Regions from separate parts of the Mus musculus genome. Here region 1 is linked to region 2. Evidence: chromatin loops called from intact Hi-C (ENCODE). Cell type or tissue: heart. All regions are shown on one strand. Links, peaks and the distances in the headings refer to the core of each region. The heading gives the core; the rest is flanking DNA.

Region 1 (5,757 bases), core at 923-4,922, 720 kb before region 2:
GTGGTTTTCTGTGGGAGTGCATGGCTGTCTGTGTATGTGGGAGGTCAGAGGATTGGAGAGAGGATGAGCATGGCCGCCTCATTCTTTTTGAGACAGGATTTCACATTTCTTGAACTCAAGTAGCTTAGCCTTGCTGGCAATCGAGCCTCCAAGATTCACCTGACTCTCCGTCCCTGGTGTGGGGGGTTACCAGTTCATGCCACCACGTTCTTCACTTCGTCCACAGGTTATGAGCATCCAATGCAGGTCCTGCAGCTTGAAGAGCAAGTGCTCAACTTATCGAGGGATCTCTCCAGCCTGAGAAGTAAAAACAACTCTAACACATGGGACATTTGTTACCCAGCTCGAAGGAGTGGACCGCAGCCCTCTGGGGAACGGCTTGCAGTAGCCACCACTTGTAGTAGTCACTACTTGTAGTAGCCAGTTGTCTTTCCATCTGCTTGTTGACAAGAAACAAAGATGGAGACAGGTTCTTTGATAGTCCTTCTACCTAGAGTCTGGCCTGTGCCCTCTCTGCTGGAGTCTATGTTGGCCTGTGACTGCTTTGACCAAAGCAGTTTTGTGCACATGAGGCTAAAGCAGTGTTGAATTACCTTCACTGTGGCCTCCAGAAATTAGTCAGCAATATGGAGGCCAGTTAACAGCCCCACTACTTTTCTTTGTTTATTTGTCTATTTGTTTATTTATTTATCTATTTATTTTTGGTTTTTCGAGACAGGGTAGCCCTGGCTGTCCTGGAACTTACTCTGTAGACCAGGCTGGCCTCGAACTCAGAAATCCACCTGCCTTTGCCTCCCGAGTGCTGGGATTAAAGGCGTGTAACACCATTGCCAGGTTTACTTTCCTATTTTGCCAATCTTTTTCTGGATCTCAAAAGTTGCTTTTCTGGAAAACCTTTGTTAATGTTAAAGTGTTTGCTGCAGCTCTGGAACTTCTGGACGAATCTTCAGAAGTTCTGTATCATTGCTGGCATCTATGAATGGCTTGCACAATCTTTTCTATCTCCTTGGATACTCACTGCCTTCTTAGAAGCTGTGTATGTCACAGATGACTTGATTTAAGAGAGATGTGCTCTTTGAATAAGACTCTTATTGTCTGTTTATCTATCTATCTATCTATCTATCTATCTATCTATCTATCCATCCATCCATCTGTTATCTATCTAATCTAGTTATCATCTAACATATCTAATCTATCTTTCCTCTATCTTCTGTCTATCAATCTATCAAATGATTTATTACCTATCTATCTATCTATCTATCTATCTATCTATCTATCTATCTATCTATCTATCTATCTAATCTATCATCTAATTAATTACTATTATCAATCTATTTATTATCTCTATTATCAATTATCTATGTAGCTAGCTATTATCAGTCATCTACTTATATCAATTTGTCTACCGTTATCTATCCATCCAACTCAAATTTCTAATGTGCCTCACATATATCTACTATGTAGAAATATTCCTGCAGGCAGTCATTTTAATGTATTTACTATGACACACATTAGTTAGTAAACACTCATTTTAACTTCATAATTCCTTAAATGGATTAGCAGATTCAGTAATTTTAACTTTTTAAATGCCCCTGTTTTGTCCTCCGCCCTCCTGGACTATGATTTGGGTGTGATCTGAAGGGACTGTATGGACAACTCCTGAAAACCCCCTACTTGACCCCCACATGGCTTCCTGTAGTTTGCTTTCTTCCCTCTATCTTTTCATGTATAGCAGTAAATTAATTTGTTCAATGGCCATTTTGAGGAACATTGTGGATCAAAATTATGAAAACCACAGCATAAATACCATCCCAATTTACCCTCACAACAACTTCTGCAAGCGGGTACTGTTTTCCCATTTTATTGCTAAGGAAACAGCTGCTTGCTGAGTTCCAGACCCTCTCTCAGGGTCACACACTTGGTGTTAGGCAGGTGGTTGGTGTCCAGAGTTGTTCGTGAGACCACAGCCTGCAGCCTTATCTCCTATACACAGACTGATGCACAGGAATTTATTTGTTTGCTGGACAAGACATCTTGAAAGTGCCCAGACATCCTCTGTGTTAAGTAGTTAGCAAAGGGGCAATAAAACCGAGTGAGGCCATTGTTCATGTTTGTAAGAAGATTATTTGATTTTATCAGTGAAATGGGATTCCTACGGAAATTGGTGTGGAGGTTCCTCAAAAAGCTAAAAGTAAGTCTACTGTATGGTCCAGCTCTACCACTCTTGGGCATATACCCAAAGGGCTCTGTGTCCTATTATAGAGACACCTGCTCATTGATGGACATTGCTGTTTTTCTCACAATAGCCAGGAAATGGGAAAGGCCTGAGTGTTCTTACTTCCCTTAGGGCTCCAGTCAGCAGAAGCTGTGTTATGATGTGGTAACAAATGATAGGACAGTTTTGGCGGGTTAAAGCTAGACCCATTTCTTGCCCTTGATGTGTCTTCCTCATGGCTTGCAGTATTTTCTTCATGTTGCCATCCTTTCTACTTTGATACCAGAGCTGTCCAGCACATTAATAGTTACTGTGACAGACTAAGAGGGGACTCTGGATATTTCAGGTGGATCAGGACACACGCCAACGGAAAGTGAGGCCCTTTACAAACATACCATACATTGGCTACAGCTGGGGAGTAGCTCCCAGTACAGAAAGCCAGGGTGGAAAGAGAGTAACCAGAGTGGTCGGAGCAAGTGCTAAGGACATCACACATGGCACCGTCGAGTGTGTGGAGTTTGGAAACAAACAATGGCTATGCATGAGCTATCAGGGTCATGGGACTCGCCTGGGAACGCCGTTACTCTAAGACTTCCTCTGCCCCTTCCTTCCAGACTGTCCTGCAAGAGGAGCGGAGAGGTAACAGAAAGATCACCAAGTCCTCTATTTTTTGGTTTCTACACTCACAGGAGGCTTGGGTCTTTCAGCTAGGAGCATGAGGTGATCCAATCGTGCCGTCAAGATGGAGAGGAGCCAGACAGTTTAATGATGAGCATGTGTGCACATGCGTGTGAGCCCGTGCACACCTCACATGCACACAACCCGTGTGCAAACCACCAAACTGAGCTCTGTTTAGGGTCTGATGTCTTGTGAATGGAAGGGCAGTTGTAATGAAGAGCCTAGAATACTATGCTGGCCTGGGGACACAGCGATAGATGCTCGGGTCTATGGAGGCATGAAGAGGAAAGAAAGCTCAGAAACGGAGACTAGCTTTCCAATCTGTGTTTGTCCTACAGGTCTCATCTAGAGGCAGATAAGACAGAGAAACCAGCTGCTTAAAATCTATAAGGTAGATGCAGAGTTCCTATACACTCATGATACTCACTGGATGAGAAGATAGGTTAGTTTAAGGCCTGCCAGCTAGAGGAGTGTCGTTAACAAGCCAGCAGCTGCTTCTGGGATCTCCTATAGACACCCAAGTCCACGATGTGTGTCCGTCACTCTGTAGAACAGTATAGTAGCTCCACGGTCCCTGCACATCCCCCATACCATTTAAGTCATCTTTAGGCTGCTTGTAACAGCTGTCATGTCAGTGCCAAGCAAATTGTTGTTATGCTGTGCTGCTGAGAAGACAGGAAAGGGAAGCCTATACTTGTTCTGCATAGATACAATCATAGGCCTAAGGATAATCACACAGAGACTCAAAATGCATCTCATTCAGAGGAGGAGAGAGAATAAAGCCTTGGGGAACGGTAGCAGCCTGAAGCCATGTGTGCCTGCGCAACTTCCCACTGTTCAGTTCAGAAAATTCACGTATTGTTTTGGAGATTTGGAGTAGTTATAAAAATCACCACCACCACCACCACCACCACCACCACCACCACCACCACCACCACCACCACCACCACCATCTATTTTTACAGAAATTCTTATTGTCTAGCCCGGATAAGCATAAAGTCACTATGTAGTCCAGGCTGGCTTTGAACTCTTGCCTCAGCCTCTGAACATCGAGACTATCGTAACGCCTGAGCACCCGAACAGTTGTTCACAACCCTCTTCATGCCATTGTCAGTTGGTTCTGAGATCCGAAGCCCACGGATTCATGTTTGTGCGTGGAAATCACGCATTGATATGAACATGAGAGCCTGGTGAACCCACGGGAAGAATGAAGTTGGATGAGCTACACAGTAAGATTTCAACGTTTATTATAAAACAGCAGGTTATGTGGAAGCAATACAAAGGCCCACAGTACAAGTCAGCACAGCCTCTTTTAGGAAAAGAGAAATAAGGACACGGGGATTGGAGAGTGAAGGCTGCATCCAGGGGACAAAGGGTGGGCTGTCAAACACTCATTAAGGATGCACACATAACAGTGTGTTCAGTCCCACCGCACACCATACACACAAATTAGCTATGACTGTCTAATAGCTTTAACTATGGAAGGTAAAGGTTAAAATTCAAAACTTCCAGAGGATAATTTAGATCATATCCTCACTTCTGTGGACCAGGCAGAAAAATATTAACAGGGACAGAAAGCACCTTAAGTATTTAGTAAACTACTGTTAGTCTTACATCCGACAGAGGGCTAATATCAAAAATATACAAAGACCTCAAGAAGTTAGACATAAACAAACCAAATAATCCAATTTAAAAATGGGGTACAGACCCAAACAGAGAATTTTCAACACAGGAATCTCTAATGGCCAAAAAGCACTTAAAGAAATGTTCAACATCTTTAGTTATCAGGCAAATGCAAATCAAAATGACTCAGAAATTCCACCTTATATCCATCAGAATGGCTAAGATAAAAAAGAAAAAAACTCAAGGGACAGCAAATGCTGGCAAGGATGTGGAGCAAGGGGGCCTCTCCTGAATTGCTGGTGGGAGTGTAACCACTCTGGAAATCAGTTTGGTGGTTTCTCAGAAAATTGAAAATAGTTCTACCTTAAGACCCAGCTATACCATTCCTGGGCATATATCCAAAAGATCCTATACCATACCACAAGGACACATGTTCCACTAGGTTCACATCAGCCTTATTTGTAATAACAAGAAACCGGAAACAACTGAAGAATGGATGAAGAGAATGTGGTACATCTACACAATGGAATACTACTCAACTATTAAAAACAAGGACATCATGAAATTTGCAGGCAAATGAATGGAACTGAAAAATATCATCCTGAGTGAGGGAAACCAGACCCCAAAGGACATGCATGAAATGTACCCACTGATAAGTGAATATTAGTTATAAAGTACAGGATAAACATGATACAATCTACAGACTCAAACAAGCTAAGTAACAAGGAGGACTCAAGAGAGGAAGCTTAAACATCACCTAGAAGGAGAAATAAAACAATCATCAGAGGTGGAGGGAGGGAACTGGATGGGAGAGTGGATGGGGAGGGGAAGGGGTGGATCAAGTGTAGGGAGAGCTGGGAAGAGAGGGCTGGGAGAGTGAATAGAAATCGGTGTGCAGGGATTGGGGGCATCTTAAGGATGTACCAGAGCCCTGGGAGGGGGAGGATCCAGGGAGTCTATGAGGGTGACTCTAGCTGAGACTCCTAACAGTGGGGGATATGGAGTCTGAAGTGGCCACCTCCTGTAGCCAGGCAGGAATCCCAGTGGAGGGATAAGGACACCAACCCACCCACAATACATTTGACATGTAATTTGTCCTGCCTACAAGAAGTTCAGGGACAATGATGGAGCAGAGACTGAGGGAACAGACAACCAAGGATCTCCCCAACTTGAGAACCATCCCTTGGGCAATAACCAATTCTTGACATTGTTCGTGATTCTTCATTATGTTTGCAGATAGG
Region 2 (5,757 bases), core at 938-4,937:
TGTTCGGGTTCATTAGCCGGCTAATGAAAATAAACCTTGGTCACGTCTCGGATGGCTGTTCATTGCCCTGGTTTCTGCAGACATACTGTAAAATTAACTGCGAACTGCTATTTCCTGCAGCCCCACCCCCCCCCCACCCCCCCAGGTAGAGACGGGTGAGAGGGCTAAAGAAGGCAGAAGCACACAGTGTCTGCAGAAATCATATTCAAGGGAGATCAAATGTAATGTTTTCTTTCAACTCGGACAACTGCTTTGAGATGTCCCATCCGAGCAACCTTGAACACAGCCTCCGGGGTTGGCCGATTACCCCTGACGAATACCATTTGTGCTTGAGTGATGTCGCTGATGAAGTCAAATCGTGTGTGGGGGTGGGGGGGGCAGAACGTGATGAAAGGGTTTTCAGTCTGCTGAGAACTTACTGTAACGTACACGCTCACGCTGAGGCCCCACTTCCTGCCCAGGACAGGCCCCGTGTGATCTGGGCTTCTTAGCTGACTTTTGTTTGTCGGTGTTCATGTCTCTTAAAGGGAGCCAGTTCTTTCTTCCCCTTTCCCAAAGCAAAAAGATGTACATAAACAAAGAGGGCCACCAAGCCCTGGTCGCTGTCATTCTGCACATGAGATAATAGTCAAAAACAATACCATGAGGTTGGCCAGCCAGCACGCCTGCAGCTGCTGCCAGCTCCCCTTGCCACTGTACACAAGCCATGGGCATGTCAGGACTTGAAGAATGAACCAAAGCCCAGAGAAAGAAAAGGCCCAACAGTGTTCAGGGTGAGTTCGTCTGGCCCTCCCTCCCCTGCTCACTCCTTCCCAGAAGCCCCGGTACCTACAGACAGACAGAACAAAGACAAAGCCAGCCCCACACCCGATGTTCTCACCACCGTCCCTGCCTCTCACTCTCAAAGACTTGACCACAGTCGCTGAGGGGCATCAGAGAGCAGCCAGGGAAAGGCTGGATGAACAAGAAGCCTGTGTTGTCTCCTCCCAGTCAGGGGATTTGGGCAAAGAATGGCCTTCCCCGTGAGCAAATGGAGGTAAAACTCCAAGTGTTGTGTTGGGCAGTCCGTGAAGCTGCAGCCCAACTTCCCATACGGTAGGGTGGTTGGTGGTCCAGAAGCCATATTTGATATTTGAGATCAGTTATGCTCCCCAGTGAAGAGACAAAAACTGTCACCACCCGGAGTCCTCTAAGCAGAGCTACCCCCTTTAGGGGTGCCACAGTATGAATGGATTACTGATGGTCACACAGACCAACCCAGAAGACAGGTATCTAGCATCCTTGGATTCCCTTGTGGATACCAAGGCCCTCTCACAAAATGGCAAACAATTTGCAAATCGCCCACACATATGTGTGCTTTAAATCTTTACTATTTAAAGCTTAGTCCAACGTAAACATTGCACCAATAGGTGTGCTGTTGACTTAGTTACCATTCACTGCTGACTTGACACAGTTTACAGTCATCTGAGAGGAAAGCAGGGATTGAGGCACTGCCTAGATCAGACTGACCTGTGCAGACTGTCAGGGTTATTAATTGGTGTAGAAAGGTCCGGGCCACCGTGAGCTGTACTGTCCCCAGGCAGGTAGTTCTGTGTGTACAGGGAAGTTAGCAGAGCATAAGCCAGCAAACAGCTTGCCTCCCTGTGTCCTGCTGTGTGTCCTTGGGTGTCAGTGCGTTTCCAGTTTGGAAGCAAGGCTTTGTGAATAGCAAGCAGTTCAGCCCTGATGTCCCTCTGGGATGGGCAGTGACCTGACAGTGGATGAGGTACAAGTTGCTTTTGGATAGTGTTTCTATCGCAGCAACAGAAAGCAAACCAAAACAATTTTCAACGCAAGGCTGATTGAATCTCAGATGCAGAAACAGGTCACTACAGAAGGAAACTTGGCCGGCCATGGGGTTTGCTTGGTTTTTTTGTTTTTGTTTTTTGTTTTTTTCCTGAGACCACCAGTGTCAAGTTGGTGGGTGGTAGGACTAAGTCAGTCCGCAGTGATCTGCAGTCTGTCAGCTGCCTGTGGACAAAAGAGCCAAGAGTGCCTCGAAGCTCTGCCCCCAGATCTAGCGCACCCCTCTCATGCTGAGCGATCTGTCCGCAGAAAAAGATTCTTCCCAGCACTCCACAAAACGCACCCTTCTAGAAACATCTACCAGATGAGGCACTCTGAGGCCCTGAGGACTTTGCGTGGGTGGTCCAGTCAGCTCCTTAAAGGCAGCTCTTGTGTTTGCCTGTCCTTCGGGTAGTGTCTAAATTCTCAATTAAGACGGAAGTTGGCGTCTGCCTGGTCTTTCTCTGCAGTGCTGAAGACATTATTCATTTACTTAGGGCTCATCTGTAGCGCAACACAGTTGGCCCCTCCTCCGCCCTGAACTCACCCCTCATACACACTGGCCAAGCCTCGTCCCTGCTTCATATCCCTTCATCTGCTCAGTGCTCGCTGGTTGAACAGTTACTGCTTCCCAAAAGGAAAGTAACCGTCTGACTTTTTTGTCCCAAAAGCAAAACAGGGAGTTGTTTTGCCTTATTTGGCTCCTGCTAATATGGGGAGCACTAGGAGGGACACCTTTGGTGACTTGAATTGATGGAGCCCTTTTAAAAGCCCAACTCGGCATCCTTAGTGCAACAGTCCTCTGGCGCCACCTGGTGGACGAATGTGTAATGACTCAAGACTGCAAAGTCCGTGAAGTTGTGTCTGTGTTTAAGGGAGCCTCCTGAGAAAATATCAAGTATATTATTTGTCGTACACTGGATACCTATATTTAACTCTGATTTTGAACTAAACAATAAATAAAGCATTGGCTGCCTCTTTACTTAGCACCAAACGCTACCAGTTAAGAGATTGTGTAACAGTAACCACTCTCTCGTCTCCCTTCATAGCTGAAGGTCTTTGAAACAGGAATGTTCCAGCTGGGAAAGTTGTAGCAGCTTGCTCCTGTATCCCAGAGTCTCAGAGAGAAACTGCAGACAGCTGAACACTGGGATCTTTAATGGCCCCCACACCATGGCACACTCCAAGTGAGAACCTCTTCAGGGGTGCACATCATCTTACGGGATGGCAGTGGGGATCCAATGTACAGACAAGACCTGGGAGGCAAAATAACAAAACCGGTTTCAGAGACTCCAAAGAGACCTCTGCAGTCAGAACACTCCCCCTCCCCTTTAGGGTTGGCTTGAGTCTGCAGCCACATTCTGAACACCTTTTGATCTTAAAGTAGTTGAGAGTCTCCCAGAGGTGGACTGAAATTGTTTACTGTCCCAGTAATTACGGGGTAGGCTCTGTGTGTCCCATTATATCACAAACACACACAAAGAACACACACTAGACACTTCTTGTTTTGATCTCAGCATATGATGTGAACCAGGTCACTTGTGTCTCAATGTCTGGGCTTCTATCACTAAAAGAAGCTGCACTCAATATTTCATACTGTGACAGCTGAGAAAGATGGACACAGACAGACATACCGACAGTCTTCTTTTTTTCTTGGGTGTAGGGTACCACTTCCCTTTCTCCTCCCACAGCCCTGATCCAGTTTCCTGGCTCCAGATGGTTTCAGGGACCCCTGAAGAAGGGCATCTAGACCACGCAGTCTGAGAGGTGGATGCAGGAAGGGGAAAACCCATCAAAATGGGCAGGGACATGGATTCTGGTCCTGTGGCTTCTCCTCAGAGTGTTTCTCAAACTCTTGGGGCTTCCACCACAAAATGGGGGCTCTAAAAGATAATCCCAAGGTCCCATTTAGCCCCGATCCTCATATGCTGAATCCATGAAGACTTGCTTCAAGTCACTCTCAAGGCAAATCGCCACTGACCCGAAGTCAAGTGTGCTGAATGTCTTTGTCAAGAGTTCAGGAAATGACTCGGTAGCGTCCAGGCCTCCTCCTTCAGAATCCCACATCGCTTGTCTTCCAAGTCAGCATAGGCAGAGATCACCTGGCAGCTCCTCTGATCTCTGCACTCCTGGGTACACACGTGCCCCCCCCCATACAATACACAAACACACAGACACACACCTGGCCACATGAGGAGACACAAACACACTCACTGGGCCACTTCTTCCCTCCTATGGGCCATGCTCCCTTCTGTTCACACTTGACTTTCTTGTTCTATAAAAGCAAGTTTGCTCCTGGGTGATCCAACTTGTCGAATTCCTGACAAAGGTCCCAGGTGCAGCTTCCAGCTCAGAAACCAGTGTGCGCTTGTTCTACTTTCTCTCTTGGGACAAAATGGCCAAACATTAACCTGCCATGTAGGACAGAATCGCTGCTGGCCAACTTGAGACCTTCTAGCCTGAGTCTGGCCACTTTCAGACTCAGAACCATGGGTCCTGTCCAAGGTAAAGGGTACAGGAGCAGGGTGCTCAGTACTCAAAAACAAAGAGACAGTACCAAGGCTGGGCCTTCCCAAGGTGGGGCAGCTCTGACCATTGTTGTGTTGGTTGTGTTGTTTTTAAAGAACACATCAAGATGGAATAGCCTAGAAAAGCTGGCCTTACCTGGAGGCCACAGTAGGCCCTGTCAGAAGCCAGACTTCCAGACTTCCTGCCAGGAGCCTGTGGTTTCTCATTCATTCCTGTGTCTACGTGAGCCAAGAACTGTCTGCAAGCTAGAACTACACAACTGTCCTTCAAATAAACTCTGACTGCTTGTGGACCCGAAGCATCACGTATGTAACTGTGTCTGTGGAACTGCAGTGGAGTAGCCGTGGCGCAAGGGTTTCTTTCTAATCATGAGACAAGCGATTGTCCACCCTGAGCAAGAGTACACTTATAGACCCAGTCAGCAAGGCGGCCCCACCCTCAATCAGGGGTTAAAAATAACAATACAAGTAAAAATAAAACAAGTAGAACCACGTGGTGTCTGTGAAAGTCTTGAAGTTCAAGGGCTTTCATTTTGAATGAAGGAAAAATTTTTACTAAGGTAGCAGGAGAAGAAATCCTCAGATAGCACAGAGGCAAACGTGGCCTTGAAAACAGTTTTATGGAAACACAGCTAGGTGACTTGCTTATCAATGTCATGCACATACCACAGGTGAATACATTCTTAAAAAGAGAAAAAGAATTGAGCTGATGAGATGGCTCACTGGAGGTGGGCACCTGCCACCACACCTGCCATCCTGAGATCCTGGGATCACACGGTGGAAGGACAGACCCAATTCCCATGAGTTATCTATCCTCTGAACACCATAAGCACACATGGAACATTCAGACATAGGCATGAACACACACACAGAGGCATGTACACACAGGCATGCACACACACATACACATGCACACTTGCAGGCATGCACATGCGCACACACACAGGCATGTACACACACAGGCATGCACACTTGCAGGCATGTACACACACAGGCATGCACATGCACACACACACAGGCATGTACACACACAGGCATGCACACACACACATACACATGCACACTTGCAGGCATGCACACACACACACACACAGGCATGCACATGCACACACAGGCATGTACACACACAGGCATACACATATACACATGCACACTTGCAGGCATGCACACACACACAGGCATGCACACACACACACAGGCATGCACATGCACACACAGGCATGCACACACACACATGCACACCCAAACATACACATGCACACATGCAGGCATGCACAAACACATACACACAGGTATGCACATGCACACACACAGGCATGCGCACACACACACACATGCACACATGCAGGCATGCGCACACACATGCACACACACACATGCACACCCAAACATACACATGCACACA

Evidence for each region. Peaks named below come from ENCODE experiments on the same cell type or tissue, not always from the same donor. Only the 100,000 strongest peaks of a DNase experiment are listed, where the experiment ranks them.
Region 1: it touches region 2 in a loop (5-fold over the local background); 2 of 42 quality-filtered maps call a loop at or near these places.

Annotation. Positions count from the first base shown.
Region 1 is chr16:92,855,029-92,860,785 of GRCm38, forward strand. No RefSeq gene overlaps it. Among named protein-coding and RNA genes, the nearest start is that of Runx1, 32 kb to the left of the region's middle. In heart, for the core only: no CTCF peak of the experiment used is centred there; no DNase peak of the experiment used is centred there; H3K27me3 peaks cover 2,056 bases.
Region 2 is chr16:93,574,278-93,580,034 of GRCm38, forward strand. No RefSeq gene overlaps it. Among named protein-coding and RNA genes, the nearest start is that of Setd4, 27 kb to the right of the region's middle. In heart, for the core only: no CTCF peak of the experiment used is centred there; a DNase peak (open chromatin) is centred at 2,614; H3K27ac peaks cover 367 bases; H3K27me3 peaks cover 1,126 bases.